3 separate regions of the Mus musculus genome follow, and regions 1 and 3 are each linked to region 2. A link is a loop called in an ENCODE intact Hi-C map of the cell type or tissue named here. Cell type or tissue: gastrocnemius. All regions are shown on one strand. Links, peaks and the distances in the headings refer to the core of each region. The heading gives the core; the rest is flanking DNA. Region 1 overlaps Col5a1 (collagen, type V, alpha 1). Region 2 has its middle 66 kb from the start of Gm39777. Region 3 has its middle 14 kb from the start of Gm13373.

Region 1 (10,501 bases), core at 981-8,980, 200 kb before region 2:
ATGCCCCATGACAGGCAGCCCCTCTTCACACATCCATCTGTTCCACCTACCTTTTCTCCTGGAGGACCAATGGCACCCTGGGGACCTGGAAGACCCTAAGAGGAAAAACCAGCAGAGGAATGAGAGGACTGACCAGAGGCCCCTCCTCACCCTCCACCATCTTCCCAGTGACCACCACATCCAGGTACCAAACATGTTGGTGGCAGAGCTAAGTGCACTTCCCAGACACTTGGCCAGAACCTGTGTCCCACCCCTGATGCCTCCAAGTCACCTTTTCCTGAGACACTTACCTGGGCACCAGGATTACCCTGCTGTCCTGGCGGCCCAGGCTCTCCCTGGGGACCCTAGAAAAACAGAGGCAAAGGCCCTGAGAAGAGATCTAGGAACCACACCCCATTTGGGGGAAATCCCATTTCCATGCCTCATCTTTTCCACCAGTAACCCCAGGAGTCGATGTGTGGGAGCAGCTTTCTGGAAAGGGGGAATCTGCCTGCTTTTGGTGTCAGATCCTTACACCCAAAGGGCATGTGGACTTGCACCCAGCACCCCGGTGTCCATCAAGGCAAAAGTTTGACAGGAGCTGGCCAGGCAATAATCTATTGGTAGAAATGTGCGCCCTTGACTTGGATATAGAGCAAACAGACCCATCTGATGGAACTGACTTCCAACTCCTAGCTGGCTTTGGATAACAAATATCAACTTGGGGTTCTGACATGAGGCTTTGCCACCAGAGGGCAGCACTAAGCCATGGGCCAGAGGCTAAGGTGCCCACTCTCCTACCCCAATTTCCAGGTGATGTAGACCTCCACAGCCAGGCATGGACTGTGCCCACAGACCATGACCAAAATCCAGGCCATGTGACCCCTGGGACTCACCACATTTCCTTTTGGGCCAGGCTGGCCATCCATACCCGTTACACCCTGCAGGAGAGTTATAAAAAAGGGGGAGAAAAGGTGTTTTCAACACAGAATAACTCACTCCATTCTGCATACTTGGACGTGGGTAGTTTCTGGGGAAAGGACAGTCTCGACTGTCCACCCCTAACAGCTGGGGCTACTACCCTTCACAATAAGGTAGCTGAGCTGTCAGGCCCCAGCACCCTCATATGAGCAGACCCTGCAATCTAGAAAAAGTCTCCTAGAGAGGCCGAAGAGGGCAAGGCTAATTTCACCCACCCAAAACAGAGAACCCCAATCAATACCATGAGCCTCTCCCTCCTTCCCAAAACCAAACCCCCCAAAATGCTGGAAGGCTCTTAAGCAGAGGGACAGTGTGGCATCCTGAGGTACTGCTTATGACAGAAAACAACAACAATAGCAAGAGCAGCACAGCAGGTGCTGTGTGCCAGAACGGGGGTAGAAAAGTCTAAAGGAGCAGCAAGGCCAGCTGCCTGAGCACCACGCGTTTTCTGGTTCCTCATGTATGAGCATGAATGACCCATAGCCCCTCACACCTACAGCCGGCATACACTAAGGTCAGCATGGCCCCCTGGCCCCATGGTCCCATGGCCCCGGTGTTGCTAGCTGGGTCAGAGGGTTTCTGGTGCTATACTGTGTACACATTCACCAGGAGGTGACAGAACTTACAGGAGGTCCAGGAGGCCCTGGGGGGCCTTTTGGCCCAAGCAGACCACGTGGTCCCTGCAAAAAGAAAAGATGAAGAAGGATGGAACCCGGCTGGAGGTGTGGCCTGCTTGTCTGCCCTGTACAGCCCACACCCAGTACCCTGTGCCCGACTAGAGCGCAGCTGGTGACTCCAGAATCCTGAGAGAGTTGCCATGATGCGCCCCCACTGTCACTCACCCCATCTTCCTCTCCACCTGGACACTGGGGATCAGAAGTAGGACGCTCCTGGTATGGAGGGACCCGGCTAGGCATCAGGGGTGTCCTAAGGTAAGGGGTCTTTTCTGCCTGCCTCTGATACTCAGGAAGGTGAGCACAAAATTCTCTATTGAAAACTCGTGAAGTTACATTGTACTGCTGGGTCCCGTGTTTATCACCGAGTCTTTCTTCAATCTCTCTCCCCAGTGACATGCAATGCTGCCATTTCTGGGATGACAGAGTTCAAGGGAGCAGGGAACAGGTTCAGAAGACAGCAGACTTGCAAGAAACTTTATAGGGCCTTGTAGGGGACAGCTACTTGGGAGAGCCACAATCTATCTTCCCTCCTCTGGACACTGAAGGGCGGTGCCCAATGCCTGCATCCTACACTGAAGATCTGGCCTGAGGCGCAACTGAAGTCTAGGGGAATGGTCCACCTAGGAAATTATAGGTTTCACTCAAGACACTTGGATCTCAATTGCCCTTATTTTGCCAGAACCTATTAGATGGGGCTGGGGAGGACATAAACAAACAAAACCAAACCAAAAAAGCCCAACCTTTCTTCACATTCTCTGCGTCTTAAATGCTTCCTTCATTATTTTAATACTTAGTCTTATACATGTGTTTGAGACACGGCTAACCCAGAAGGCACCATTTAGATGTGTGTTAAGGAGAACAAGGCTGACGGATCCTCCTCGGTGGTTAATCAGACGGCTAGGGTATAATTTCATCCCAAATGAACCTGAGCATGCCGACCCGGGCTCTGCCCTGCACGGCGTTTAAGGCGTAGCTCATCAATTAGCTTCACCAGATACAAACAGCCGCCTGACTTGGATAATAAAGGTAGGTTTCTGAACATCAGTAAATGCAGGGTAATTAATGTCCTTTTGCCCTTGTGGAAATATGCTTTAAGCCTAAATACAAGGTGGCTGGCAAAAGGCAGCTTTTCCTGCAGCGAGCTGAGCACCACCCTGTAGAGTGTAGTTGCCAGGCCTAAGACAAGCTTGGGCCTATTCAGTCCCCTCGACTGCCCGGCACCCACTATAGCTGCTGATGGAATGTCTGCTGCAGCACCTTGGACACCTACCACCATGCCCTCAATGCCTACCTTGTTACTGTTATGATTCCTGCAGAACACCCACTATACTGTGTCTTCCTGTCTACTCTGACACACTTGAGTGTCCACCATGGGCCCTCTGAATGTCCTCCATGCAGCACGTCGGCACCCAGCATAATTCCACTGGGGTTACGGTGCCCCTGGGCATTTGCTATAGCTCTCCAAGGCCCATCTTCCTCTTGTAGAAAGGGCCAGTATACACTCCCTAGAGGTGCCCAGCCCCTAGTGTCCTCCCTCTTTTCTTTCCTGGGCAAATGTCATGTGCCTCTTTCTCTAGACCAAGCTCTCTAACCTACTCCACACCCATCAGCTCATGACTGTGGAGCTGAGGCCCAGAGTCCCTCCCATCAGCAACTTACAGGCTCCCCGGGCAGTCCCCTGGGCCCAACTTCTCCATCGTCACCCTATGGAGAAAGAAAAAAAATGTTTAAGTACAAGCATTGAGGCCTGGGTACACACACACACACAATCTCTCTCTCTCTCTCTCTCTCTCTCTGTCTCTCTCTCTCTCTGTCTCTGTCTCTCTCTTTCTCTCTGTCTCTCTCTCTCTGTCTCTGTCTCTCTCTGTCTCTCTGTCTCTCTGTCTCTCTCTCTCTCTCTCTCTCTCACACACACATACACACACATACACACACACACCCGACAGCAGGACTCTGCCTGCTCCTCAGGCATACACTAATGTGTTAATGCTGGCTCCATTGGAGAGGGCCCTGTCCTCATTCTGGAGCTGCAAGGGTGCAGCTGCTGCAGGGAACCGTGAGGCTCTGAAGCAGGTCCTGCTTCTCAGCTACACTCACAACTGTAGCAAGGGCAGTTAGGCAGACACTGAGTTCAAGGCCTAGGCCACCCTCATGAGTAACAGAAACAGAAGAACAGGGTGTCAGAGGAGAGGCAGAGGAGCCCAGGCAGACTTCGGTGAGCTCAGGGTCTACCGGGATCCAAGCCATCCAGTGGCAAACTTTTCCTCCTGACTCCAGATGGGATGCTTGCTCTGGTTCACCAGGCCACACAGGGGCCACTAGCAGATGCTGCTTCCTACCACAGAACTCAGTTCTCCTGCCTTCCTCAAACACAGCCATGCATGCTCACATAGCACCTGCCAGCATATATGCTCATGTGTGCCTATGTTCAATAACTGCAGCCACACATATTACTTGCATATGCATGCATATACGCACACACATGCATATACATGCACACACCTAGGAGTGAGTACACTTATGCATATACAGTAGTGTACATGTATGCACATGCTGTGAATGCACATACGTCGACAAAGGCATATGTGCACACAAATGCATGCATATGAAACCCACCATGAACCAAGAGGGTGAGGCATCCAAAAGTACCCCTCTCCTTCCTCAGCTTGCAGCTGCTTAGGCCAAGGTCCAGAGAGGGGAACTTTCTGGACAAAGTTCAAAATCTAGAGATGATGGCACCTAGCTCCCACTTTCCTGGGGTTTGTGGGCTCCCAACAATAGTGCAAGGAGCCCATAAATCCTGCCATGCATTCTCTGCTGTGCACATCTGTGCTGTGGCCTATGAGCTCAGCCTCCAGCCGCTGAGGATACTGGGAATGGACACTGAGGAGTCCTCTGGGTACAAAAGCCCAGGCTAAGAAGCCCAACTGCAGCCCTTCCCTCCCCACTGTTCCTATATTCAGTTACTTCACCAATGACTTCCCCCATCCCTCCACCGCCTGCTCTCCCCGAGCCCTTGCTTCTCCATCTGACACCTCATTTAGATGAGATCAGCAGAGCCGCTGAGCTCATTAAGTCCCTGGCATCTCCCCTCCACAGGATCTGGGGCACCTGCCTCCTGTAGTTAGAGGTTTCCTTTCTGAGACCCATGACAGTTTGACCCTCATTGGCAAGAAGGGTAAAGTAAAGTGAATGCTTGTGCCTTGCTTCAATCTCAGAAGCACACAGCCACCTGCCTGGGCCAACATGCATGCTTCCTCCTCCCCCCCTTACCCCCCCCCCCCGCCCTACCGACCCTGCCTGGCCTGCACTCAGAGTTTCCCAGTGTAAAAGGATGCTGAGAGATACTTACCCTTTCTCCATCATCTCCTGGGATTCCGGGCGGGCCAGAAGGACCAGGGTCACCCTAGAAAAACCAACCAGGGTCAATGTTAACCACCACAGAGCAGGTCCTTCCCAACTGTCCCAACCCCTCCCCCCTTTTTTTTCTGTCCTCCTAATCCTAACCCTCAGTCTTGAAGCCTAGTTCCCCTGGGCGGAGGGCGTGTGCTGAGAGGTCAGTCTAGTGGCTGGCCAAGAGCCTTGCACTCGAGCCCCATCTGCATACCTTGCTGGTGGCAGAATCACCAGCCTGAGCACCTAGCAGGTTTAGCAGGAGCCACAGACAGGCAGGCACACTGTGCATTCAGTGTGAGGGAGGGCAGCACAAAAAGGACCACGCTGGACCAAGAATCCCTGAGGGTCATTCCCAGTGTCGCCTGTAGCTGGCGCTCAATGTATACTCTCATCAGCTGGTCAAAGGACTACGCACCTCTCCCAACTCCCCACAACTGGTGACTGTGAGCTTGTTTTCACGTAATTACGAAAGAGCAGAGAAGTAGCAGCTGTGGGTGAGACACTATTCAGAGTATACAGAGCACAGACATTTTTCACTGTAAGACACATATCTGCATATGTTTTTTAATTCATCAATAGCCCATGTTCCTATATGTGCATGTTTTTGTCCATGTGTATGCATGACTGTATTGTTGCATCCCTCTTTGTGTGTATTTTGTGCAGGTAATATATATGTATGCATGTATGCCCTGTATGTATGTGTGTGACTAGGTAAGTATGAATGTCTGTGCCTATGTGTATGTATTTGCATACAAGCGTGCTTACATACACGTATATGCGCATGGATATCTATGTGCCTATGTCTGTGTGTAACTGTATGTATATGTGCTTGTGAATGTGTGCATATGTATCTGAGTCCTAAGTGATTATGCTTGCTATGTATCCACACATGTCATCATGTTTGTATGAGTGTGTATATGTGTATGCCTGTGAATATGTATATGTGTGTGTGGCTATGAATGTATGTGTATATATGCATATGTGTATGGATGAATATGTGCTCTTGTGCCTTTGTGTGTATGCCTGTGAAGGTATATCTGTACAAACATGTAAATACACATACATGTGTGCCTGGATGCCCCAAAATGAGAAATTTGACCAATAAATCCACTTTAAGGTAAAGCAAGTAAGAAAGGAACCACTCCCAGCGAGCGGTGAGAAAGGCGGCCAAGCACCATAGTGGCCCAACCCCAGCCATCCTTAGCAGCAGGCTCTGAGACTGCCCTACCTTCCTGCGGCCACAGTCCTGACTCTAAGCTTGCATGCGATAGCTGTTCAGATTTCCCATGAATGTGAAGGCTCCATTAGGTAAAAAGTGGCTTCTAGAAGATTCTAAAACTAGTTCTAGCACATATTTTCCCTCACTTCTCTGTCCCCTGTGACACCCTGGAGTGAGGTGCTTGCCAGACATGCTCGTAAGTCTCATGTAGGAAATCCAACTTCTCTTGACTAGATTCTCCATTAAGAGAGACTCCACAGTACATACAGAGACACTGTGAAATGGAGGAACCTGAGGCTGTTGGAAAGAAAAGACCCCCACAAATCCCACAGCAAATACTCACTCTATGGCCTTTCTCTCCCGGCAACCCAGCCAGACCATCAAAGCCACGGTCACCCTGCAAGAACAAGAGAGATGAACCAAACAGCCCACACAGCAGGAACTAGGGGTACCCATAATTCAACACCCTGGACTCAGGGCCTTCTTATGGCCATGCACAGCCCTCCTGCCTCAGGACACTGTGGAGTCTGTATATGCCACCTCCTCTCCCCAAACAAAGCAGAGGCTGGAAAGAGAGGAACACTGTTGTCCCCAAGCCAAAGGCCAGGGCATCCTTGGGAATGTAGTCATGAAGTTATTCAGTGACCACTGCAAAGTCAGCATGGGCTCATTTGCTCCGAGTCTCTCCCTGCAGGAATATCCCCATGGTCCTGAGGGCTGTCACACACCAGTGATCACACTCACTGGTGGAGACCCCTGCATCTTTACCTGCAGGGACCCCTGGCTCCTGCATTCCAGCATAGAGCCCAGTACCAGCAGCCCATCATGTGGGTATTCAACCCAGGTAGGATGAAATCAGAGTAGGGTACTGGGGTATTTTTATGACTTTGCAGTTAAGAGATCGTAAACTACTTGACAGAACAGTGGGATTCTTCCATCATCCACAGCCTTCAGTGTTTATTAACTTGGAGGTCACAGGAAGTGAGACTATGGAACCAGGGGACCCAGCACAGATGTACTGAACAGTGACAGTTCCTGGTGACTCAGGAATATGAGAGAGTCCATACGGGGTCACAGGAAGAGGGATGAGCCCAGCATCCACAGTATCAGGGGGAAAAAACAGCTGCCACGTGTCTATATGAGTCCTGTGCCCCCTGCTCAAGCACAGACTGTGTCAACTCACCCCTACAGGCCTTGAGTCCTGACTTTCCAAGGCAGGGTAGGAAAATTCATGTCCCATAGACTTGAGATCACCTGGCCACCCAAGCACCAACGGTGTAGTCTGCTTACCTGCACACTCCCAAGGGGTTCTCCCTGATCCACCCCACCACACTCACTGGCCACATGAACAGGGCACCTGACCCTTTAAGGAGACTGAATCTCACCCATGCAAGTCACCTGTCAATCTGTCATCTCAACACACTAGGGGGGGGGGGGCTCATCAAAGTGAGTGCTTACGCTCCCTGCAGGCACACTCATCAAACATGATAGTTATGTCATCAACATGATGTCAGGGATGATGGTGACTGTATGAGTGTGGGTGACGGCCTACCTTGGGGCCTGTTTGTCCAGGCATGCCTCTGGCTCCATCACTTCCAGCACGGCCCTGGAACAGAGAAGACAAGATGTCCATAAGGAAGAAAAGGCAGCCTGCCACATCCTCTGGGAGCAGCTTCCCAGTAAACCAAGCAGAGAGAGGCGACCAACCAAGGGTGATTGTCCACTGTCATCAGGCTGGACAGGGGACCCAGATCCAACAGCCCCAAGGCCATGACACACCACTGGCCGGCAGTGTGCCCCAGGAGCCTGATGTTGCCTGTCCTCTAGGCTTGTGGAGGATGATGGGATTTGGGAGCTCTGGCACAGGGAGCTTGCTCTTCTGGCTTGTGACGTGCCTCAGACAACCATGGAGAAGCTCAGCTCTTTGCTACTACCGGGAAGAAAATTAAAGACTGGAGATGCATGGGAGAGATAAAGGCCTCTCTCAGTCCACCTTAGCAAGTATGAGACCGGCCCAGAGGGTGTGTGTCCCACTCACACAACACAGTGACCTAAAGGCAGGGTCTGCACTGTGTGACCAGCTGGTCAGCCGTCTTTGTCCATTCTTGCACTTGCTTCTCAGTTATGGAAAATGTTCAAGAGCAAACCCAGGGTGCCCAGTTGATTGCCCTGAGACTGAAGGCCCCAAGCCTGGACCTTCAGAGTCTGCTATAAAGGCTACAGTCACTAGAGGGAGAGGAACTCCCTGCCAAACCCCTGCTCACTATCGAGGTCCACCAGCCTCTTCGTTTCTGTCTCCTATAGATGCCTGACCATGTGTTGGGGTTGTTGCTCATGGGCTCATGGTCAGGCACACAGGCCGTGTGGACAGTGGCAGTTTTGGTCTCCACATGAAACACATAAGGTCTGATTGTAGAAATAGGTCAAGTTAATTAAGACTTTTCTAGCCTTCCTAGTGTGTGGTCATCACTTTTTAAGAGGATGGCATCTTATAGCCGCTGTGTGCCTGAGGAAACCAGCTGGATCCATCCAGGAGGACAGCGTACTCAACAGGAAATCTCAAGAGGCTAGTGAGCTGAAGAAAGACCCGTACAGAGCCGACATAGCCATTTCTGGAGAGGAGGCATGAGGTGTCCCTAAAGATAAGGCCCACTATCAAACAATCAACAATGTGGATCCAGCTCCTGCTGTGACCTGTCTGGGACATGGCTTTAGGGACCAGTGAACCATCTCAGCCCTGGACACGCAGCATTTATTCCTAAGCAGTGGCTCAGACACAGCTTTGGAGGTGGACATGGGACCATGGGTCCTAAAGGGGACAGTCTACCTCAGATCTGGGCATGGATGCTGTCTCATACCACATGGTCTTAGCACCAAGCACTTACCCGTCTTCCAGGCTTCCCTGTTGGGCCAGGTGGGCCTTGCACACCTCGAGGACCCTGCCAGAAACCAGAGGACAAAGCATCAGGACATGTCCCTCTTCTAAGGAAGAAAATTCATCCCACGCATGTCAACCTAGCCTAAGGCTTGTTTTTCGAGTTGCTCACATGTGAGTATCTTGGGGGTATTCCCTTAGTGAGGGCTAGCAACAGACAACACAAAGAGCTTGTTCTATGCTATCAAGTAACAATTCTTCCTGCTTCTGTTGAAGAAGTATCAGCAATTGGACCACCAGCAACAACCAGGAGTCACCTTCCTGAGAGCAAAGCAGAGGTAGGTTCACACACGTACCTGAGGTCCCATGTCTCCTGGCTCACCTTTCAAACCGCCACTCCCAGGAGGACCCTAGGGAGACAGTATCAAATCAGTGTGTACACCAACAAGTGACATGAGATGCTATGTGTGGAACAGGTAGGGAGCCCGCATCACAAGGCTGGCCTGCCTATTGTGACAAAAGTAAAAATGTGAGTTCTAGGAGGCAGAGACCTATGGCCGCCAAGGTCTCCTCCTGGTGCTTACTAGAACTCCAGGAGATGGGGCTCACAGAGACCATGAAGTCTTAAGAGGTTTCTCTCCCCCAGGACAAGCTGGCTCGTGATTTGTGACAGCCCCTAGCTTGGAACACAGTGCATAGCCTATGGGCCAGTTCAAGTTAAGACTGGTCTCACCTCCTGGGTGCAGGGTACTGAGGTCAGACCTGGGGGTGGGAGGTAGCCTATGTCAAAGTCAGCCAGGGGCTCAATGGTATAGAAATCATGTGTCCTTAGGGCTGTGGATTTAGCTCAGTGATAGAGCATTTGCCTAGCAAGCTCAAGGCTCTGGGTTCAGTCCTCAGCTCTGGAGGACCAGGAGGTGGCTGTGTCCTTGTAGGGTCCTACTCCCAGTGCCCACAATATGTATTTGACACACGGATGACAGCCGAGGGTCCCTGAATCCATAGCATCCCTGCTTTGCTCTGAGCTGGGGCACCTAAGCCTGATAGGAAACCCCGTGCTTTCCCCAGTCCTGGGGTTACCTTTGACACTGGGACAGAACTGTAAGAAAGAAGACCCCCAAAAAGGACAGAGGCTGACTCCTCATGAGCTGAGAGCACAGTCAGCATAGGTCTAAGAGCTATTTGGGGGACATCTCCAGGCCTGTACTACAGCAGTGCCCCTATCCGCTGTGTTCCCTGTGATAGAGAAAAGTGGGAGAAGCCTAGAGCCTGTCCTTCACAGGGAGAGCTGCTTAGAGCTGGAATGCACAAGTGGGAAGGGAGCACCCCCATCTCCCATCACACTCAAGCTGAGGGCTACTTCCCAGGAATCCC
Region 2 (10,501 bases), core at 956-8,955:
AGCAGCAGGACGCTTTGGCACACTGAATGAGTAGCTATCATGTATCTGATGAATGCTGGAAGATTCTGGAAGGATTGAACACAAAGTTACAGAAAGGCTGCCTTTTAAGGACTCAGCTCCAGAAGGCCTCTACACACACACACACACACACACACACACACACACACACATACACACACACACACAAACATACACACTTACACACACGCGCACACAGTCAACATTCACTCTTAAACACACATACACTCACACATGCACACTCACATATGCACACTCATACACTCACACACACTCACACTCAAATACACACTCACACATATGCACACTCACACACTAACACTCAAACACACACACATACACACTCCAACATGGTTTGTGCTAATTCCACCAGGCTAAGAAGCCAGATGAAAGTCTGTCTGAGTTTGTGTCAAGACACTGCCACTACCATTAGCCAGCTATGCGACCCTCAGTGGGTACCTTTCCTCCATGGGCCTCTCAGCATCTCATCTGTCATTCAGCAGATCTCTCAGATGGGGACCTGGGAAGTTCAGAACTTAAGACCTTCATGAAGGGTCAATAGGATCACCGAAGTCTATGAGCAAATTTCTGACGTCCTTGCTCCTAAGGGCCAAAGTTAGGACCTAGCTCTGGGTTCAGACTTGATTCTGATCCATGCCCTACTTTCTGAAGGATATTCTCAAAAGTGGGGTGAGCGGTGAGCCCCAAATCACTGCAGGAGACCCAAAGTCATTGTCACAACTGTACGCAGAGTGTAGAGCTAACTACACCCAGTGTGTGGTGCCTGTGTTAGCAGGACACCCATCAGTCCCTGTGGTCTACAGGGACTGCTGAATTGGGCAGAATCCTGCAAAGGAGGAAGTTGGGCCTGACAGGGTCAGCCTTGGTGGACTTCTTGGAGCAGGGTTCGCCTTGGTGGTAGCTGCAGAGACCAACTCCCTTTTAAGTTTTCCTCTCCTGTGGTCACGGCTTCCATGGGTACCTGAAGCCTGGAGCAGCCTCTTGTGGGATGGGAGTGAGTCTCAGCCCTCCTGCAGATTCCTGATCTTCGCAAGCCCCTATTACAACCTCAGCATCACCCTACGTACATGTGCAGTTAACCCTGGGAGACACAGAGGTCTTCCAGCACACCAGAGAAATCTTACTGACCACTCAGGAACCCCCGCAGAGACCTAATGGGGACACAAGGCAGATAGGTGCCTCCCACAAAAATGGGCAACCAGGGGAAGGACTTCATTGGGGAATTTTTCAGAGCAGTTGCTCCCCGTGTCCAGCAGTCGCATCAGGCAGCAGACATCACTTCCCAGCCTCAGGAGAACAAACACAACTGCCTAAGGCCTACCAGCCCTTCCCTTTCCTTGAGCAGGTCACAAGAGACAACTTCAGCCAGGTTAATCTTCTTGTATGCCTGTCTAAGATGGCCACCATGTCGCCTGCCCAGGAGGCTCTATCAGACAGGGACCAGAACAGAGGCTCCAAGGAGAAGCCCTCGCTGAGACACGACTAGGCCCAAGTCCAGCTGTCTGCCACAGAGTGATGCTCTGGCTTCAGCTCAGGCCGACTGAAAGTCCCACAAAGGTGGTCAGCCCCACTAGTGGTGAACAACAGTATTGCTCAACCCCAGGGCCCCCAAAGGCAGCGGGAGGGGTCAGTTCAGGAGCCCACAGCTATTTCCACAGGGGGAAAAAAATGTCTTCAGGCCTCCCAGGGGCTCACATCCCAGCTGTGACTCAGGGATCCCTGCTGCCAGATGGCTTCTTGTCAGATTGCTTGGGCCCTGGCTCCTGTCAAAGCGAGGGCTTCTCTAAGCAGGGCCCTAAGGTCAGCTACATAGCCTTTAGGACCTAGGCCTCTCTTCCTGGCAGAGGCCCAGCCAACCTAAGTCCAGTGACAAATGATATGACCTGAGCTCCCCACCTATAAAGTGTACCTTCAAGCTGTGGGATGGCTCACAGGACCCTAAGAAGCCACAGGTTTGTTCAACCCGGTAGAGCTGTAGGGCCTGAGCCCTGCAGGGCTGGGTCCCCAAGCACAGCCTTCCACAGACACTCACACTGTTTCCCTGTGCAGCGGGCAGCAGGCAGCTCCATCAGATTTAATTTTATGCCACATTTTCAAAACCAATATGAGGCTGTTTTGTCAGACCTATGTCTGTACCATGTACAAAGACGGCAACACGTATGTCCCGCACGTCCTCACGAGCGGCAAGCCTTTCCAACCTAGAGGAGCCTGACTGCAATGGCAGAAAGTGCACAGGCCTAGCAGGGAGGCTGTGGACCCCTCCTGGAGGGCTGGACCTATTGCATGTACCAGTGTCCCTGGAGACCCTGAAATCTTTGCAATACCTCCTCGTACAACAAAGACCACAGGGGCAAGGCACCTACCTAGCTCAGGATTGTTCTGGCTCAGGAGGGACAGAAGGATGGTCCGAGCTGCATTCCTCCCCATAGTACACAGCGAGTGGCCAAGATCGAGGACACCATGAGAGGCACTGACAGCCAGCCCTATAAAACCACAGGAAGCATCGAAAAGTTGCCGGAGCTGGAGGACACCGAAAGAAGGACACCCTGATGGCCATGTCCCTTGTCAGGCCCTGGGGGGTGATGGAGGGATGACAGAGCTTGCTGGAGAAAAGGCCAGGGTGCCTCTCTCCATGGAGCTAGCAATGTAAGCATGGGATGAAGCTCTGTGCTCAGCCTCCTGTCACATGGAAGGCCTGGATGGGAGAGCCCGGTTATTCCCTAGAGAGACCCTGGACTATGCACTTCCGGGGAAACCCATCCGCCATCCCACTCCAAGCAGGGCTAGGAGGGAGCTTGGGATGTATCTCATGTTCTGTGTCACCAAACCATGGCGAGCTTCATAGTTTCCCACTGACGTCAGCGGCGTGGTCTGAAGCGGCTGCAAAAGCCTCGGCAGCATAATTGCAGCTGTCTCCGCAAAGCGAAGTCAGATGGTTTTTCCGACCTCCAGCCCCCGCTCCTCCCCAGGCCTCTCTCCTTTTTATTATGTTCCTTGGGCCCCATCCAGATGTTCCCTGCAACAACAACCCTCCAAAAATTTACAAAGAGGGAGCGAGAGTGAGCAGCTTCCTGCCGGCTGGGGTGGAAGTAGCGACGTGGCAGTGTGGGGGCAGCCACGTCTACAGGCCTGGCGGGCGGGGGAGTGGCCATACTCAAAGAATCAGGCACATCAGACACCCTTCAAAGTCCATGTCTTCTTCACCCCATGCCTAGGATCCTGAGGACATGGCTGAGGGGCTGAGGGGTTCACACTGCCTCTGGCTCAGATGGGGAGGCCTCAGCCAGACTGTGGCTGAGTAGAGACCAAGGCACTGTGGTCGAGATCAGGCCCACGTTCAGACTGACCTGGCATCGGGCCAACTACACATGTAGCTAGGGTCTCCATGCTATGAAGGCGGTGGCTAGAGCTTTCATTGAGATCAGTCTTCGTCTGAGCTGGCAGCTGGGTTCACCTCACCTGGATGAGACCACCTGGAGACAGACACAGTCCCTGGTCAGGTAGACACTGGAGCAGAGGAAAGAGGGGATGGACTCTACAGCTTTGCAGGACAATCATCAGAGGCTCCAAAGCAAGCAAGGGCCACACAGGGCCACACAGGAGCACACAGGGACAGGCATCCCTTACTGAAGAGCTATGCCCAAGGCTCAGGGCTGGACCTGGAACTACTAGGCCACAGGCACTATGGGAGAGCTGTCCACAGGGGCACATGCTATGTTCCACCATTCCTGGATGTCAAGGAAGCCTTTCTGGGAGCAGTGGCCAGCTTCTACTGCCCCACAAAACACTAAGCCTCAATGCTATCTTAAGAGATGCTGGCCCTACCCAGTATATTCCTGCCCTGGAGTGCTGACCCAAGTAGTCAGAGAGAGAGGGAGTTGAGGCCATCAAGGGGTCAGCAAGCTAGGAAAGGAATCAATAAACTGTAAGGCAAGACCTATGAGCCCCAGGCTATTACAGAATGACCCACGACACCTCCCTGTCTCCTGCCCTCCCAACCACTCAACTGAAATGCTAGTCCTGAAGCTTTGGGTCTCCAAGGCCACCTCAGATCCAGGGATGTGTTGAGAGCCTTGGAGCTCCCGGCAGCTCTCCTAACGCTTGGGGCTTGCTTAGGGACAGGATGCATGCAGACACCAGCAGAGAGGACAGAGCCCAGGAGAAGCCAGGCCTATACTGTCACAGGTTCCCATCCAGAGAAGGCGTGTTGTCTGCACGGTCTCCTGAATGTGTGTGAGTGAGCCAGGTGAGCCTATGGGGCCTCCACACTGGGGAGGGGGTTGTTACTGGAAGTGGGCTGCCTGAGCACCATGTAAGAAAATTGCGGTCTCAGCTCTGCTGAGATCAAGTGACCTAGCATGGCTCAAGGCCCCACCATAAATCACACTGTCAGCAAGGACCACTGAGGTGACCCGAGACGGTCAGGCAAACACAGACACTGTCAGGCCAGACTCTCCAAGTGGGCTGAGGTCAGAGGTCACCTACCAGGAGTTGGGTCAGAGCCATGCCTTTGGAAACTGTGCAGGGTGTGGCCAAACCAAGCCTGCCAGGTTAACCCTTGACTAGATAGTCTCCCCAGGGCAAGGTGGGCAGGGAGGCCATCACCTTATCTCCTGTGAGCCCTGTGGGGGCAGCAGGAGAGACAGATGGTAAAACCTGGAGAAAATTTGACCTTCTGTAGGAGGAAGGTAGGGTTGTCATGACAGAGGCCATCACATGCCCAGGGCCCAAGACCACCTAGGACAAAACCTAGATCCAACTGGTCTCCCACTGCACACTCCTCCCACCCCCAGGAAGCTTCCAGGATCCAAGGCTGGCATGGCTGCAATAGGTGTGGCCCCTCCTGAGAAGGACCACAATTTCTTTCCTTCCCTTAAGAAGGTCTTAGACTTGTGTTACCATATCTGTGGGGTCTCACTTGTTCCCTCCTGGGACCCCCAGGCAGGTGGGGATGGGCCACCTCAGCCCCGGAAGGAGGCAAGCAGTGCTCCTCCCAACTGAGGGAGCGCTATTATGGAGGAGGGCTCCATTAGGTACCAACACTTGCCTGGTTCCTGCTGGGGAGCCAGCCCCACAAGAAGAGGGCATTGAACCAACAGCAAGAGGGATTTCAGTTAGACTTGAGGAAGATTGTCAGAGCAGAAACCTCCTTACAGACGGGTTCCAGGAATTCCCTCTGTGTCTGAGCCACATGGGAAAAGTTTCTGGAAGCTTCCCAAGCATAACACAGTGGTTGAGCGCAGCCTTGGTGATCTCAGAAACGCTTAGGAAACAGTAGTTGGACCCAGTTAGAAGAGCCACAGCCCCCTCCAAAGTGCAGAAAGGAAGGACTGGACCTTCTCCAATCACAGTGGACAACTGGCTCTGCAGGGTCTCTAGGGCGCCACCTGCAGGAGGAAGAGTGAGTTTCTGCTCTGCCCAGATGGCCCAGGCAGGGCAGAGGCAGCCAAAGGCAGGCCATCGGGTCTCCCAGATGCAGCCAGGAGAGGTGCAGAACAGGGTCTCCTGGCTCCACGTGCACAGTAGGGGCGCGGAGCTTGGCTGTGACAGAAGACTTCACTTCATGGTTTCTTCGCAGCGCCTGGTGTGAGGGCCACTGAACACACCTGATTCCTTCTGGCTGTTGGTGATCTTCTGGAGACATAGCCAGAAATGACATTGAAGGTGTTCTTTGCCCTGTTTTGTCTTTGAAGCTCAATTGCCACATCACCTGGGAAGACTTACCAGTCCCCTTGCCCACTGGTACGGTCACTTCACTATAGTGGCCCACTCAGCCTGTACCTGCCGCCAGGATGCGGCCTGGGAGAACACTCCAGACCCTAATCGGACAATAGAGTGGGTCTAAGCACATGACCTGTGGCAGGGCCCAAGGGAGATGTGCTGGCACGGGAAGGTATACACCAGGTCTTGAGGACCAGGATCAACATTCAAGTAAAAGTCCCTTATTTATGGCTCATATTGAATTCATGTGGAAATGGAAACTTTCACATACTGGGTTAAATAAAATATGAAATTCACTTCACCTGATTTTAATGTGGCTAGCAGGAAGTTTTCAATTTTCAGATGCATATTTGGTTCATGTGAGTTTTCTGTTGAACAAAAACTCTGCGTTTGCCTGGAATCACGCACATGGCCTAACCACACATCTCCAAAGGTATTTTCTGAGTGATAAATGGATGGATGGATGGGCAGATGGGGGATGGACCATTGGACAGGTGGACAGATGGGTAGACGGGTGGAGGATAGGTGGATAGATGGACAGATGGGGAACTGGGATAAATGGAGGGACAGATAAATGGGTGGTAGATGGGTAGATGCATATAGATGATGGATGGATGGATGGATGGATGGATGGATGGATGGATGGATGGACAGACGGGTGGTAGAGCAGATGAGTGGATGGGCAGATGGATGGATGGATGGATGGATGGATGGATGGATGGATAGATGGTTGAGTAGATGAGATGGGCAGATGAGTAGTGAATGCATGAGTGGGTGGGTGGGTAGATGGAGGTATGCATGGCTACATGGCTGGGTAAACAGATGAATATATGGAGAAGCAGTGCCTGGAGACAAACGTCTCCCATTGCCTGAGGCCCTGGCTAACTGCCACACAGTTCTGCTCTGGCCCAGCACAGACAGCTAGTTAAGCCCACAAAACCATAAGCTCCCTTCTCTGGATGTGCACTTAACCTAGTCATCTGATTGTCCCCACTGGGGCTCTGGGGGCCAGAGACAGCAAGGGGCTGTCAATGTTTTCAAGCACACTTCCAACCATGCTGAAGGACTGGTACTCTAGGACACAAGGATAGAAGGTCTGCTGAAGTTATTCTGTTCAGCACCCGCCTCTCCCACTCTTCAGCCCTGCACACCATCAAGGAGCAAGCAGGGGCTCTGCTGTCCTCTAAGGTCATTCCCAGGCAGGACCTTGGCCTCCTGAGTCTGGGGCAGCATAGGTGAACTCATCTGGGCCTTGAGGGTCTAGGAAATGGTTGCTAGGAGACCTGGTAGGTGTGTGTGTGTGTGTGTGTGTGTGTGTGTGTGTGTGTGTGTGTGTGTGTGTGATTGATCTGCACTTAGTGAGGTGATGCTGCCCTCTCGTGGTGGATATGGGTACATGGGAGCCTCGTGTACCCTGCCTGGTTCACAGGTGTATGACAAATACCCAATTCACAAGAGACTCTCTGGGACAGAAACGGAATAAAAAAAAAAATCAAGGTTGTAGCGAGTCTAGGGAGAATTCTACCCCTAGTGACATCAAAGGTGAAAATCTGGTTGCAGGATATAGTTTGTGAATTCCCTCTTCCATTCAAAACTATTTTGATGTAATAATCCACGGAAGTCTCCCTTTTAAAGCAGTCTTTAGTCGAGCTTGAAGTGAAAGACAGCATAGCCTGCTGACAGCTCCAAGATTTGCACCCCAGCTATTAAACTTCTGCAGACAGAAGAGCCTGTCTCTGCCAGGGAAAGGGCAGACAGGGAGTAGAGGAGTTTCCAAAGCTCTCTCTCCAGCAGGGCTGATACCTGATCCCACCAACAGGAAGTGGCCACCAGAGCCAGCGTGGCGGCAGAGTCAGACCTGAAGCCTGGAATGCCTAGGCACTACTGACAGCTACGCTCCTGTCTGCACTCAGCCCTTCCCAGGCAGCTGGTGGTTGTTCTATTGGCTTCTACAGTTGCCCTCCACAGTCCTGATGCTGCCACAGAACGAGTCATCAGGTGTTCATCTCTTGTGCCCAGGCAGGGTCTCTGATCTTCCTTCTCAACATGGTAGCCACGGCTGAAGCAGCCCCTGCCTCACAGTGCATTTTCCCTTTGCTTGCTTATTGCACGACATCGTCCTTTGCTGTTTAGAATGTCATATGAGAGGAATTCAAAACTCACCTGGTTTGCATTTACTGTCAGATTCCTGGACTTTCCCACTGACTTGTCCCCACCCAGGGCCCTGGCAAGTCACAGTCCTCCGTGACAGCTTGACCCTCAAGCCTCCACCTGCTCACCCCAGGACCCTTTAGCTCCAGAGAACCAGCTTACCCTCTACCCCATCCTGTGCTGTTCTGCTCTGAAGTCCAGTGTGTCTCACACTGTGGGCACCTCTAGTCCCTTGCCACAGTGCTTTGATTCTCAACACCCTTAGGCTTGTAATCGCTTCTGTGTGTGCTAATCACGCACACAGAAAGCATTGAGTTGTCTGGTGATGGGATAGTCCCCATGGTCACCTGCAAGCCAGCAGTCACTTTATAAAGCAGCGTTTGTCCCAGCACAACTGAGCAAGGGAGTCGTTTAGAGGTGGGGAGCGGAGAAGCAGTGCATGGGGAGGAGGTATGAGCTAGCCCATGAAACGCTTTCTGGCCTCATCTCACCATGGGTTGCTTGCTCTATTCTCTTCCTCCCTGTCTTCTTCTTGGATAGGGACAAAGCCACAGGTGTTTTTAGAAATGCCATGTCCTTATTTATTATTGCTAGGGTATCTCACAGGCCTTCTGTTGACAGACTGTTCCTAAGGAAACACATTGGCAGCAATTTCTCTAAAATTACCATGTAGACAGGCTGGCTTTAGACCCACAGAGATCTGCCTGCTTCTGCCTCCCGACTACTAGGATTAAAAGTGTGTGCCACCACACTTGGCTGTAACCTAGTATTTATTATGTAGAATTAATATATGCTAGTAAACACTAAACAAAAACCGCCTGGCCTAGTTCCTGGTGGCTCCAACAGGACCTGAAGTAGGTATTGTATAATGACCACACCCCATAATACATTTTTAAACCTAAGAATGGTTTTAGGTTTGCTGAAGACTTGCTGTCAACAGAGATTCTGCACGTTCCTAGTGTCTCCCTCCCTCCAGGCCCCTTCCTTCCTCCCTCTCTCCTCCCTTCATCCTCCCATCCCTCCTCCTCCTGCCTCAGGCTCTCCCCTCTGTCTCATCTTTAACACATCCCTTAACTGAGGTAGTACTGACAGTTTGTGATCATGTCACATTTACTCACCATATCTCTTTGGGTTTCTCAGAACATCTCTTTTAAAGACCTTAAGCTGCCTAGAGGGCCCCATGTGGGGTTCATCTGATGCATTCCTCCTGGTCAGTTTCTGCTCTGCCTCCGTCTGTCAGAAGTATAGTGCTGCCTATCTGGTTCTACTGGGGCCTAGGCAGAGAGAGCCTTGGGCTGATTTGTTGTTGTTGTTGTTGTTATTGTTATTGTTGTTTTGTTTTGTTTTTTTAAAGAAAGGCTCTTGGTATGTATAGCTCAGCCAGGCCTCAAAACTGGGATGTGGTGCTCCTGCCTTGGCCTCCTGAGTGAAGGAATTACAGGAGTCTTCCACCATGCCCAGCTTGTACTGGGACTGCTGCTTCAGACTTCTGGGACTCTTAGTGAGAGCCTCACACGAGCCTCCGGGGAAGTCACCGTGCAGGCCCCACGCTCAGGCACAAACGGAAGCTTCCACTCAATATCTGCTGAGGGCGGCAAAGTTTGTTTGGAATTTCCCTTCCTCTTTCCTTCTCTTTGTTTATTTATTCAATCATTTATTTACATGAGCACAGCCTTGTGGATTTCAAACTTCTAGCTACAATCCAATTACTGCATTATTCTGGCATGACCCTCTTGACCTCCGCTGGTTCACCCTCCCCTCTGCCAAGCCACCAGGCAGCTGTCTTGCCCTTCAGAAGGCTCACTCCTATGACACAGGCTAACCATGTCCTCCCTCCACCTCCACCCTGGAAGACCCTCACCTCCTGTGTGCAGTGGGTTGCCTCATGATGCCAAAAGCCTCTGAGGTGCTGACAAGAGCCCACTGACCCTGGATAGCCCAGAATAACTTTACTGCTCTACAAAAGAACCCTGGCTTTCACCAACTCTGCCTTCCTCTCAGCGGAGCCCCCAAGAACACTCAAAGAAGGGCTCTCCTTGATCTTCCCATCGTGTGAAGCATTTAGGATGTTTCCATGTATGTTTAGGGTGCCCCTAACCCCGCCCATTTATTGCTGAGCAGCATGGCATGGTACGGGGGGGGGGGGGAGTGTCATCAAAGGACATCTTTGTCACTTCTAGCTTAGAGTTATTAGGGAAAGGTGTTATCAGTGTTCCCTGGCAAGGTTTGTGGTAGATATAAGTTTTCAAGCCTGCAGGGTGCATGGCATGGATGGTGACTGCTGGACCATCTTCAGCCCTCAAAACCTGTTTGCCTCAGGCCTACATCATCCAGTGGGACTACTGGAAGCCTCTGGTGGCAACAGCCTCTCTTCTTTCTGAATCCTCAAGTGCATCTTGGGAATTTAGAGTGTGTAACACACACACCTACACACACACACACACACACACACACACACACACACACACACACACACCAAGGCCTGCAGCATCAGGACAGTGGCTACTGCAGCTGTGCGTCTTGCCTATCCTGAAGCCTCCTGCACTCCTTCCGTCCATCTCCATGTTTGACTCTGAACAGACCCAGCCTT
Region 3 (10,501 bases), core at 1,512-9,511, 650 kb before region 2:
GTGACCAAGCCTGGCTTCTTGGGGTACAGTATCACACATGGGAATATGGAATAGGAGCTTAAAGTCAGAGCAGCACACCATGAAAGGTTCTGGCAGCACAAGAAGGCCTGGACCTCAGCGAGAAGGGCTGTGCCAGCCTGTGGTGGAATCTTGCAGTAGAGTAGATTATTTTGTTTTTATCTTATGTGAATGAGTATTTTTGCCTGCGTGTATGTCTTTGTACCATGTATGTGTAGTGCCTGAAGGGGCCAGAAGATGGCACCAAATCCTCTTGTCCTCTTGGACAGACCGTGTGGTGCTGGAGATTGACCCTGGGTCTTCTGGAAGAGCAGCCAATACTCTTTAACTGCAGAAATATCTCTCCAGCCTCTGGTTGTTTGTTGGGCTTTGACTATGTTTCTTTTTTTTCTTTTCTTTTCTTTTCTTTTCTTTTCTTTTCTTTTCTTTTCTTTTCTTTTCTTTTCTTTTCTTTTCTTTTCTTTCTTCCTTTCTTTCTTTCTTTCTTTCTTTTTTTTTTTTTTTTTTTGAGACAGGGTTTCTCTGTAGCTCTGGCTATCCTGGAACTCACTTTGTAGACCAGGCTGGCCTCAAACTCAGAAATCCGCCTGCCTCTGCTTCCTAAGTGCTGGGATTAAGGGCGTGCGCCACCACGCCCGGCTATTGACTATGTTTCTTATGGAGTCTTTTCTAACACAGGGGTGAACCAGGGAGGAGGCAGGACTCTCCCCTAACAGAGGTGGGTGCCTATTGGGGCACATGGTCCAGCTTGGGTTGCTGATATAATGGAGACGACAGCTGAGTGGCAGCTATTGACTGGTGGACCTGCTCAAATTCTCCACTTACCTGAACCCACCCCAGGGGGAGCCCCTCCAAGCACTGACCACCTCCAAAAACACAAGGCCTCATTGTCCCGCTGGTGGAAGCAGCCTCAGCTCACTAGGGGGAGGAACAGAGATGTCACTACAGAGCGGGTAGAAGGTCAGAGATATTGGCATCCTCAGTGTCACCACCCCTACCAGCAGCCATGTTGGGGTATGGCTTCATGTTAATTCTCTCTCTCTCTCTCTCTCTCTCTCTCTCTCTCTCTCTCTCTCTCTCTGTGTGTGTGTGTGCGTGCATGTGTAGGCTAGAGGTCAACACTGGTTGTCATCCTTAATCAGTCTCCACTGTATGTTTCTTTAGTTTGAGTCAGGGTCTTACTAGCCTGTAACTCATTATATAGACGTGGCTAATCTCCAACTCATAGAGATATGCTGTTTCTATCTCCCCCCGGGTGTTGGGATTAAAGGCAAATGCCATTATGCCAGGACCCACCTTATTAAACTTAAATATTTAGCTTTATTTATTTATTTGTTTGTTTATTTTGTTTATGAGTGTTTGCCTGCGTATGTGTAATATATACAGATGTGGCACATGCATACCCCATGCCTGTGGAAGCCAGAAGGTGTCAGATGCTCTGGAATTAGTGTTCCAGATGGTGCGAGCCACTATATAGTTCCTGGAGACTGACCCTGGGTGTCTGTGAGACCAAACGCTTTTAGCTACTAACTCATTTCCAGGCTGGCCAGCGAGCCGGGTCCTCCCCTGTCTCTGGTCCTCCCAGCCTGGGACACAGATGTGTGTCACAGCATCTGACTTTTTATTCTACCTCATGTCCTCCAGCTTCCAAGCACTTTACTAGCCCTTTACTGACCGAGCTATCTTCCTAGCCCTTCATACTATCTTTAGGGAAGAAACACTCTGCCACGGGTGTCTCAGGGCCCAAAGGGGTTACTCTGAGTGGCGAGACTCAAAGCCCTCCTGGTGAACCCCTCACAGTTCACCGGCAGGGCCCTGATGCTTATAGGGTGGAAGAATGGGTGTGGGGCAGGCTGAAAACAAACCAGAAACCCCATTCCTTACTAACTAGACTTTGGCACCATGGTGCCTGACCCAGTGACTTATGTCTAATACAGACACGTGGAAATCTAACTCCTAATGACCCATAGGGCCTGAATTAGTGTCCTTTCTGTTGCTGTGATAAAGCACCGTGAGCAAAGACAGCTTAAGGGAGAGTTCATTTTGGCCTCTGGTTCCAGCAGGTTAGATGTCTATGACGACAGGAGAGGCATGGCAGCAGAAGCAGGAAGCTGAGAAATGAGATCTCAGAAGCACGCTGGAAGCAGAGAGAGTGACCCGCAAGTGAGCTGAGGCTGTAAACCCTCAGAGCGTGTGCCCAGTGATGTGCTTCTCCCAGCAAGGCTCTGAGCACATCCTGCAGGTTTCATAACTTCCCCCAAACATCTCCACTAACCAAGGACCACGTGCTCAGATACACGAGCCTGTGGGTGACATTCTCATCCAAGCTGTCACAGAGCCTCAACCCAAGTGACCACTTCCAAGAAAGACAACGTGCATGGTGAAATCTACAGCTCAATGAGACCATGAGGGTTGGGGCTCCCTTTTAGTTGGGTTCTGAGGATTGAACTCAGGTTGTCAGGCTTGGCTGCAAGCTCTCTTAACCGCTCAGACATCTCTCCAGCCCCCACCTGGCTAGCTTTTATTTTCGTTCTAGCTCTGTGGACATTTCTTTCATTTATTTATTTATTTACTTATTTATTTATCTATCTATTGAGTGTGTCTGTCTGTCCGTCCGCCTGTCTGTCTGTCTGTCTGTTTTTGACTGTGCCACAGTAAGTATGTGGAGGTCAAAGGACAACCTTTAGGAATTGGGTTTCTTTTCCTACATAGTCCTGGGTATCATCCAGGCCTGGGGGAGTACTGGGCAAGGTTAGAGGCTGTCTCTAATGAGCACTTTGCCCTCCCATGGACATGATAATTGTGCAGAGAGGGAGCTAAGGTCTCAAGCAGCCTAAGCTAGCCTTGAACTCACTGTGTAGCTGCGTTCGCCTTGAACTCCTGATCTTCTGCCTCTATTTCCCAAGTGTGGAGGTTACAGGCTTGCACCGCTACGGCTGTATATGTGGTACTGGGATGGAGCTTAAGGCCCGTACATTTTATGCATGCTTGGCAAGTGCTCTTGCAGCTTAGTTTTATCTCCAGGCTGGCTTTTCCTTCTCAGCTCTAGGGCTGAGCCCAGGGCCTTGTTCATGAGAGGCGAACACTCTACCACTGAGCTAGGCTCAGGTTTAACTTTTTAATTTGAAACAGAAAATCCCAAAGCTGGCTTTCAACTCCTTCTGTAGTCCAAGCAGGACCAAAATTTGTGATCCAACTGCCCCACCTTGAGTATCTGAGATTATAGGCCTGCACTACCAGGCCCAGTGAGAGTCTCACTTGTAAACAGGTGTATTACCTATTTTTTTTTTTTTTTATCCTGGTGACTCTTTAGCTTCTCCTGTGCCCACCCTGTACGTGAGATCATTGTCTCACCTCACTGTGGTCCTTGTCCTACTTCTGGCGTTTTGGTAAACCTGGTCCCAGTGGATCCAGGCCTTCCCAGCAGGCTCCAGGAACAGGCCTTGCAGGAATGCTGGTGCCACTGGGCACAGGGAGGAGAATGACCAGCAGGGGGCAGCAGCGTGCTTCCTTTGATTTCTCAAATACTTAAAAACAACCAGTCAGTCATCCCACCAGCCCTTGGGAGCCTAGCAGGGTAGGCTCTGGGATGAGCACAGGATCTCTCTCTCTCTCTCTCTCTCTCTCTCTCTCTCTCTCTCTCTGTCCCTCCCTGTTCTTTGTTCCGATATGGCTTCTTAAAACCTGCACCCACTGAGGTTCCCTGGCTTCCATTATCCGACTCTGGTAAAGGAAGGGAGGTGTCCAGGTTCCGAGGTAGCCACTGGTCATATACTCCAGAATGTGGGAAGGGAGGCTGGTTGGAATAAAGATGGTTGTTTAGATGTCTGTGCTTGGTTCCAAGCTGTTAGAAGGAAAAAAAAACCAACTGCAAACAAACAACATAATAAGTTTCCCGTTGGCCAGTGTTGTAGATACCCTGGTTCCAGAACTACATTAGTAGAATGAGTTTTCTGGGCTCCTTTCGCTTTCTGGAAGTGCTAGGTATAGTGTTATAGGACAGGCACACCTAGAGAATCAGCTTTGCAAAGACCATTCCAATCTGCCCTGCAAAGTTGGTTGTCGAGTCTCCCCAAGGACAGCGAGGCTCTCTGTGGTTCTCATGGGTGCTCCTGGGGTTCAGTAGGTTGGGGGTACACCTTGTCTTCCTGAACATTCTGCTTCCCACTCCACAGCCTACTTGTGAGCAGCTCTTGATGCTGTGGTGAGAGAAGGGGTGTGTGTCTCAACTCTGTCCCTGATGACCAGGGGCAGAACTTGTTCCCAGACCTCTGCTCCAGAAGTGGAAGTCTTGTTTCAGGGGGGGGGGGTCACTGCAAGGGTCACCTGTCCTCTGAGGCTGCCGGCCAAAGCCAGGCTGTTGTCACTCACTGGGTTCTGCTCTGAACAGGCAAAGATCCTGGAGGAAAACTGAGGCAGGCCAGGTGCTTCAGGCTGCTGTTACGTCACAAAGATGGCTCTGCTAAGTGATATCCTGGTCCCTTGGCTGTGGACCTAACACCAAGGCTCCATCTTGTTCCTTCTGCCCTTCCTGCTCCATACCATCTCTGCTCCCTCCTCCTGGCTGGACTCTCCCCAGGTTATACCCACAGCCTAGCCTGGCACATCCTGTGCCTTCCTGTGGCCTTGTGAACTGGTAACTTCAGTGGCCCCACAATCACAGAGCTCTGCAGAGTTCCTGCATTGGCCATTGCCCCCCTCCCCCAGCTTAGAGAGACTAGACTCCTATCTCCTCTCGGATCTTGCTCCTGGGACTGCAACCCTGGCTCCTGGCTCCAACTCGCCAAGATGGAGGGATTCACTTCCCTCTAGAGTCCCTGCCTCCCTTCTCCTCCTCCCCCATCCCAGGTTGTATCCAACTCTCGGCTGCCTAAGTCAGTCCCAGCTGCCTCTAGCTCATCAGTTTGGCTACTGCAACCTCTTCTCAGGCCTCTGAAGCTCTGGGCAGTTTCAGGAGAGTGACTCTGCTGGTCCTCTGTCCTGCCTAGCTGAGGAGGGAAGCTCAGACAAGAGCCCAGTGTGTGGATCTCTCCAAAGTAGCACTGGCTGCCCCAGAAAAGCCTTAGCACAAAGAAAAACACAGACAGTTTGTGAAAGGTGAACTCTGGGTCTTGAGCTCCACCATGTTAGAGACAGGGACCCTCACAGCCAGGAGGCTTCCGACTGTCTGTTAGGCAGGTGTCTTTCTTCTTTTCACTTTTCCTTAGGGACAGCACCAGGTTTCCATTTTCAGCCTCATGCCTTTTTGCCTCTGGGCCCCAGGATGGCTGGAGGGGTGGTGCCAGGATGGACAGAAAGTGCTTGTCAGCCTGCAGCCATCCACCAGGGGGTGCTGTGAGCTTATCTATAATGGTTAGTGCCAAGTAGCTGGTGTCTAGCTAGTTATTGACTGGTGGCTGGTGACTTAGGGAGGCAGGTTGCAGAGCTCTGGGACTGCAGTGCTGTCCGTGTCAGAGGAATAAGGAGCTTCACAGGCCTCAGCCTGTGTGGGGCCTGGGTACTTCTCCTGCTGCAGCTTGGGGTGGGCACGGATATGTATTGGGCAACCACTGGGCACAGAGCAGGGGCCTGCAACCTGGAGACAGAGGTCCAGTTCAGTGCTATTCACTGAGTGCCTTTGGTGGGTTCTTCAGCCTCTGGTCTGGTGTCCTGGCCTCTCCACTGTCCTGTAGTAAAGTTCCACCTTAGTTGGAAAGCTTTCTGGTCATTATGGGTTGTACCATTTGGGGGCTGTTTGGGAGGTGTGGCGGTCACCTTGCATGTCTCACTGTACTTGGCTGGTCCCTCAGCCAAGGGGCAGCCTGAGGGTCAGCTCTGATGGGGCTGAGAGTAGTCTCATGAGATCCAGGCCAGAAGGGGCTCAGTGAAGGTGGATGGGCCAGAGAGGTGGACAAGGGTCTCCATATGGAGTCTGCCATCTTAAGGCAGGAAGGACATGTGAATTTCAAGGGTGCAGGAAAGGCAGGAGATAACCTGCAGCTTGGAGGGGTAGATGGAGCAATGTGGGTAAGGCAGGCAGTGGGGTCCTCCTGAGACAGGTCAGGGTAGGCCAGGATGAGGGCACACCTACAGGACAGGCCTAGAGCAGGAGTCTCCATCACCCTGTGGCTGTTCACAGCTTTTCCTGACATAAGACTCAGGTCTGGAGAGGTCAGGAGGGCCTTGACTAAGTAAGAGAGGGAGGGATGGGAAAGGGTGACACAGAGAGACTGAGAGACACATCACACATGTGCATATATGTGCATATGCACACACACTCACAAACAGACACATACACAGACACAAGTACATAGACACAGACATACACACAAATGCACACATACACACACACACATATACACAGACAGACACACACAGATGCATATACACAGACACACACACACAAACACACATACATACACACATATACACACATGCACACACAGGCACACACAAACATATACACACACAGACACACACACAAACACACACACAGACATACACACAGAAACACAGACACAGACACACAAACAGACACATACATAGACATACACACACAAACATACATACATACACAGATGCACACACACGCAGACACACATACAGACACTCATACACACACAACACACACACACACACACACACACACTCACGAGTCTATCTTGGCCCTCCAACCCTCTCCACACAGTCAGTATGAGGACTCAGCAAATATCAAGTGCCTGGCCCCTCCATCCTGCCCTAGGAACTCATGGCTTCAGGCACTCTGAGACCTGACTTGGCCTTCAAGGCATGCCATGGTCTATCTGGAGGGTTTGCAGGACCCCATGTCCCTTTTTTGTTTCATCCTTGTCTGATGGCCTCTCCTGGTACCTGTGCTTCACCAGGCAGGGCCCCGCCCTGTGGCCTCATTCTGGCTATAGAGCTCATTGTGCACAGCTTGTGTTTTCTGTCACCCAGGGTGGGGGAAGCAGCTTTGCCCTTTGTCTATTGGAGCCCAGAATTCCTCTGGTTTCAGTGCATAGAACTGGGGTCTAAGTGAAAGAGGAGGTAGAAAGATGCTAAGAGCCAACCAGATGTGGCTGATGACTCCACAGGACTGTCCTGCAGACACAACAGGACTGATGGACATATGGACACACAGAGACTGCACACAAGGACACACAGAGACTGCTTACACAAGTTCAAGCTAGATGGGGTCCCAGCACCGAGAGAGCCAGTGACCACAGGCTCCCAGCCCTAATTAAGAAGCTGTCTGCAACTGATACTTACTGGAAAAGGGAAAACCAGTTTTTCCGCAGTGGAGTGTTACTGGGTATATCAACCACACTCCAGGGCAGGACCGTGCACAGGATTTTTTTTTTTTTAATTTTGTTTCATTTTGGCATTTTTACTTCATTTGTTTTATTTTGGTTTTGTTTTATGCTTTTGTTTTGCTTTGCTTTGTTTTGAGAGAGAGAGAGGGAGAGAGAGAGAGAATATAAAGATGGGTGGATAGAATCTGGGAGGAGCTAAGAGAGGGAAAACATCAAAATAGACTGTATGAAAAAGATTTTAAAGGAAAAGAGAAGTGTTTGTTGACAGACTGGATGAAGTTGATCCCCAGTTCTTGCTGTGTCCCTGGGTTCTTATCTGCCTGTGACCTGTCCACAGGCAGGGCTTGGCCCAGTGCCCACACATAGCAGCCAACAAATGTAAGTGATATTGTTGTTGTTCCTATGATTATCGGTGACACTTGGGACTCTGATACAGTGTGCTGACCGGGGCAGGCTGTCATCCCTATCAGCCCCGAAGAAGCACTCTGGGGTGGTGGGGAGCTTCACCCACAAGCACCGGTCAGCATCACATTGGACAGAGTATGGCAAACTGCCAGTGGCCTTGGGATGAGCCATAGCCCCACCCCCAAGGGCCTACCACACTGCCCCCAAGCCATGTGTACACTTCTCTTTGCAAATTGACTTGGCACTAGGCATGCTGGAATGAGGCCGTGCCTGGCTCTCCTGCTGTGCTGGACTCCTTCCGAATGAAAGACAAATGTATTTTAATTTGTTCCAACTTGACACGGAACCCCCTACCCCTCCCCCTTGAGAAACTGGGTCACTAAGCAGAGAATTCTATAGCTGGCGCCAACTTATATTCTTGCTCACGAAACAGCCTTTGTTCCTTTTGCAACACAGGGAGGTTCTGGTGCTGTCTCTCTGGATGTGTGGGCATGAACGCAGAGAGGTCTAGAAATGTTGGGTTTGCTGAACAGAACAGACCGTGCTGAGTGGGCTCGGAAGGGGTCCTCTCCATTGCTCCTCTAGAGAAGGTGCTGGGAGGGCCCAGCGAGGGGAAGGCGCTGCCTCTGGGCCACACAGCAGCAGCTACTGACGCACTAAGCATTAGGAAGGCTGCCTGTACCCACCTCAGTCATGTGGCATTAGGAAGGCTGCCTGTACCCACCTCAGTCATGTGGCGTTTCCCAGGGCTTCACTCAGCTGGATGCAGAGGCCTCCCTTACCTATAAAATAAAGGGAACACAAGGTTGGTAGAATGGGGATGTTGTGTCCAGATGCCACAGGTTTTTAGGGTAGGTTTTTGGTACTGCAGGTCTGAGATGCCAGGAGCACTCAAGGCCAAGACCTGGACTACTCGGCCTCCTTGGGTAGTGGGCATCTGGGTCCCTCTGAATCGGTGTGTGCCAACTCTGCAGATGATGGCAAAGGTTGGTGCTGGCCGTGCATGTGACGCTGTTTGGATGCCTTTGGTGATGCTGAGTCTGATCACATAGACACCTTGGACTCCATACTCTGGGCAAGTCACTGATGGGACCACGACCTCATGTCAGCCTCAGTTTCTCCATGTGCAAGTTGAAGCAATGATAACCTGATTGAAAGTCTTGTGTGGGACTCGCATGAGTAGGATTACATAGGGAGGAGACATGTCTGGCTGTCAAATCTATCTGCATGTGAGGAAGGACAGACAGAAATGTGTGGGCTCCGGTGGGGGATGGGCTGTGATCACAGAAGGTGATCCTGAGTTGTCTGAAGCCGGGCATTGCTTGGCATTTGTGTTGTTGGGTTTTCCCAGAGGGAGAGGGCAATAGAGCCTCAGAAGGTCAGGGGTGTCATCCAGGTAGGGACACTTCCTGCTCTGGGTTCTTCACTTCTGGACACTGTGGGCTGGGCCCTCCTGGGCTGTGGTTGGGTTGGAATTAGAGAGTGTGCAGCTGGAAGCAGCCCAAACCTCAATTTCTATTTCTGATGAGATTTCCCTGGCCAGCACCTTAATGAAGCCAGGGCTGCTGGGGCTTCTGGGAAGTGCACATGGGCTTAATTACTCCTGTCTTGCTCTGCTTGGCAAATAGTCCACCTCCCTGGGCTTCCTGTTCTCACACCTCCAACCTTGGATCTAAGCCCAGGTCCTGCCCTGTCCCGGTCCTCCTCTTCGTCCACTGTCCTTCCATTTGTGTGCCAAGCACATAATCTATGTCTACCCAACTATCTAACCCTGCATCATCCTCTGTCTATCCATCCATTCATGCCACCTGGGTGTTCATCCACTCAGTTCCATTCATGGGTGTACCCATCCATATTGTCCATTGTCCACTCATCTGCTACCCACATATTTAGCAATCCATTTACCCATCCATCCATCCATCCATCCATCCATCCACATCATCCATGTACTCATTTATTCATCCATCTGTCCATCCATTTACTCATCCATGCACCCATGCATCCATGCATCCTCTCGTTTATTCTTCCACTCACCCACCATTTACCCATCCTTTATCTATCCATCTATCATCCATCCTTCCACTTATCTATCTACCCACCCAACACATGTATCCATCCATCCATCCAGCCATCCATCCATCCATCCATCCATCCATCAATCTGCTCATCCATCCATGCTCCCATCCACCCACTTGCTACGTATCTAGCCATTTGCATATATCTATATATATCTCTATATATCCACAAGCTATTCATTTAGTCATCCATTCATCCATCCACCCATGTAACCTGCAGCTTGTCCACCATCATCTATCCATCTATCCACAGATCTATCTACCTTGTCACTGACACATCAACTTATTTATCTATCTACTTATCTGTCCATCCATCCATCCACGCATCCATCCTCTTATTTTAGAAACACTTTTCTAAGACTGGCTGGTTGGGAAAAGATCCTAAGGGGTAAAAGCCCTGGGGCTTCAGCTCTCCCATAGGAACAGTCTGCTGAGTGAAAGTGGCTAGGGTCATCCATGTGAGGAAGGATCGACAGAGGGCAGGACAGGGTGTTGGGAGTCAGTGGGACTGTGCCGAGTGTAAGTTTGAATGTAATCTTCCTAGAGGCCAGGGTGGCACTGAGAGGCTGGAAGCTCATCTCTTGTGCCAAACCCATCCTCCCATGGCATCTCCTGATCTGGTGCGGAGGAGATAGCACCAGGAGAAGTCTGCGTCTGCCGCCCACATGGGGGTGGTGCCACCAGCCTTCCCACGAGCCATCTGCCTCGTCC

What was found. Hi-C counts contacts between places; a loop is a spot of excess contacts. Peaks named below come from ENCODE experiments on the same cell type or tissue, not always from the same donor. Only the 100,000 strongest peaks of a DNase experiment are listed, where the experiment ranks them.
Region 1: it touches region 2 in a loop (10-fold over the local background); 28 of 42 quality-filtered maps call a loop at or near these places.
Region 3: a loop joins it to region 2, with 3 times the contacts of the local background. A loop is called at or near these places in 19 of 42 quality-filtered maps.

What each region holds. Positions count from the first base shown.
Region 1 is chr2:27,964,287-27,974,787 of GRCm38, reverse strand. It overlaps Col5a1 (collagen, type V, alpha 1), which reads right to left. Exons shown (of 66, transcript NM_015734.2): 15 at 9,484-9,537; 16 at 9,138-9,191; 17 at 7,805-7,858; 18 at 6,596-6,649; 19 at 4,990-5,043; 20 at 3,297-3,341; 21 at 1,587-1,640; 22 at 876-920; 23 at 291-344; 24 at 51-95. Among named protein-coding and RNA genes, the nearest start is that of Gm13372, 63 kb to the left of the region's middle. In gastrocnemius, for the core only: a CTCF peak has its summit at 5,390; a DNase peak (open chromatin) is centred at 5,378.
Region 2 is chr2:27,767,005-27,777,505 of GRCm38, reverse strand. No RefSeq gene overlaps it. Among named protein-coding and RNA genes, the nearest start is that of Gm39777, 66 kb to the left of the region's middle. In gastrocnemius, for the core only: CTCF peaks have their summits at 1,610, 5,446 (motif pointing left) and 7,186 (motif pointing left); DNase peaks (open chromatin) are centred at 5,432, 5,834, 6,715, 7,129 and 2 more places; H3K4me3 peaks cover 570 bases; H3K27ac peaks cover 4,442 bases.
Region 3 is chr2:28,413,112-28,423,612 of GRCm38, reverse strand. No RefSeq gene overlaps it. Among named protein-coding and RNA genes, the nearest start is that of Gm13373, 14 kb to the right of the region's middle. In gastrocnemius, for the core only: CTCF peaks have their summits at 3,489 (motif pointing right) and 5,339 (motif pointing right); DNase peaks (open chromatin) are centred at 7,932, 8,632, 9,013, 9,330 and 5 more places.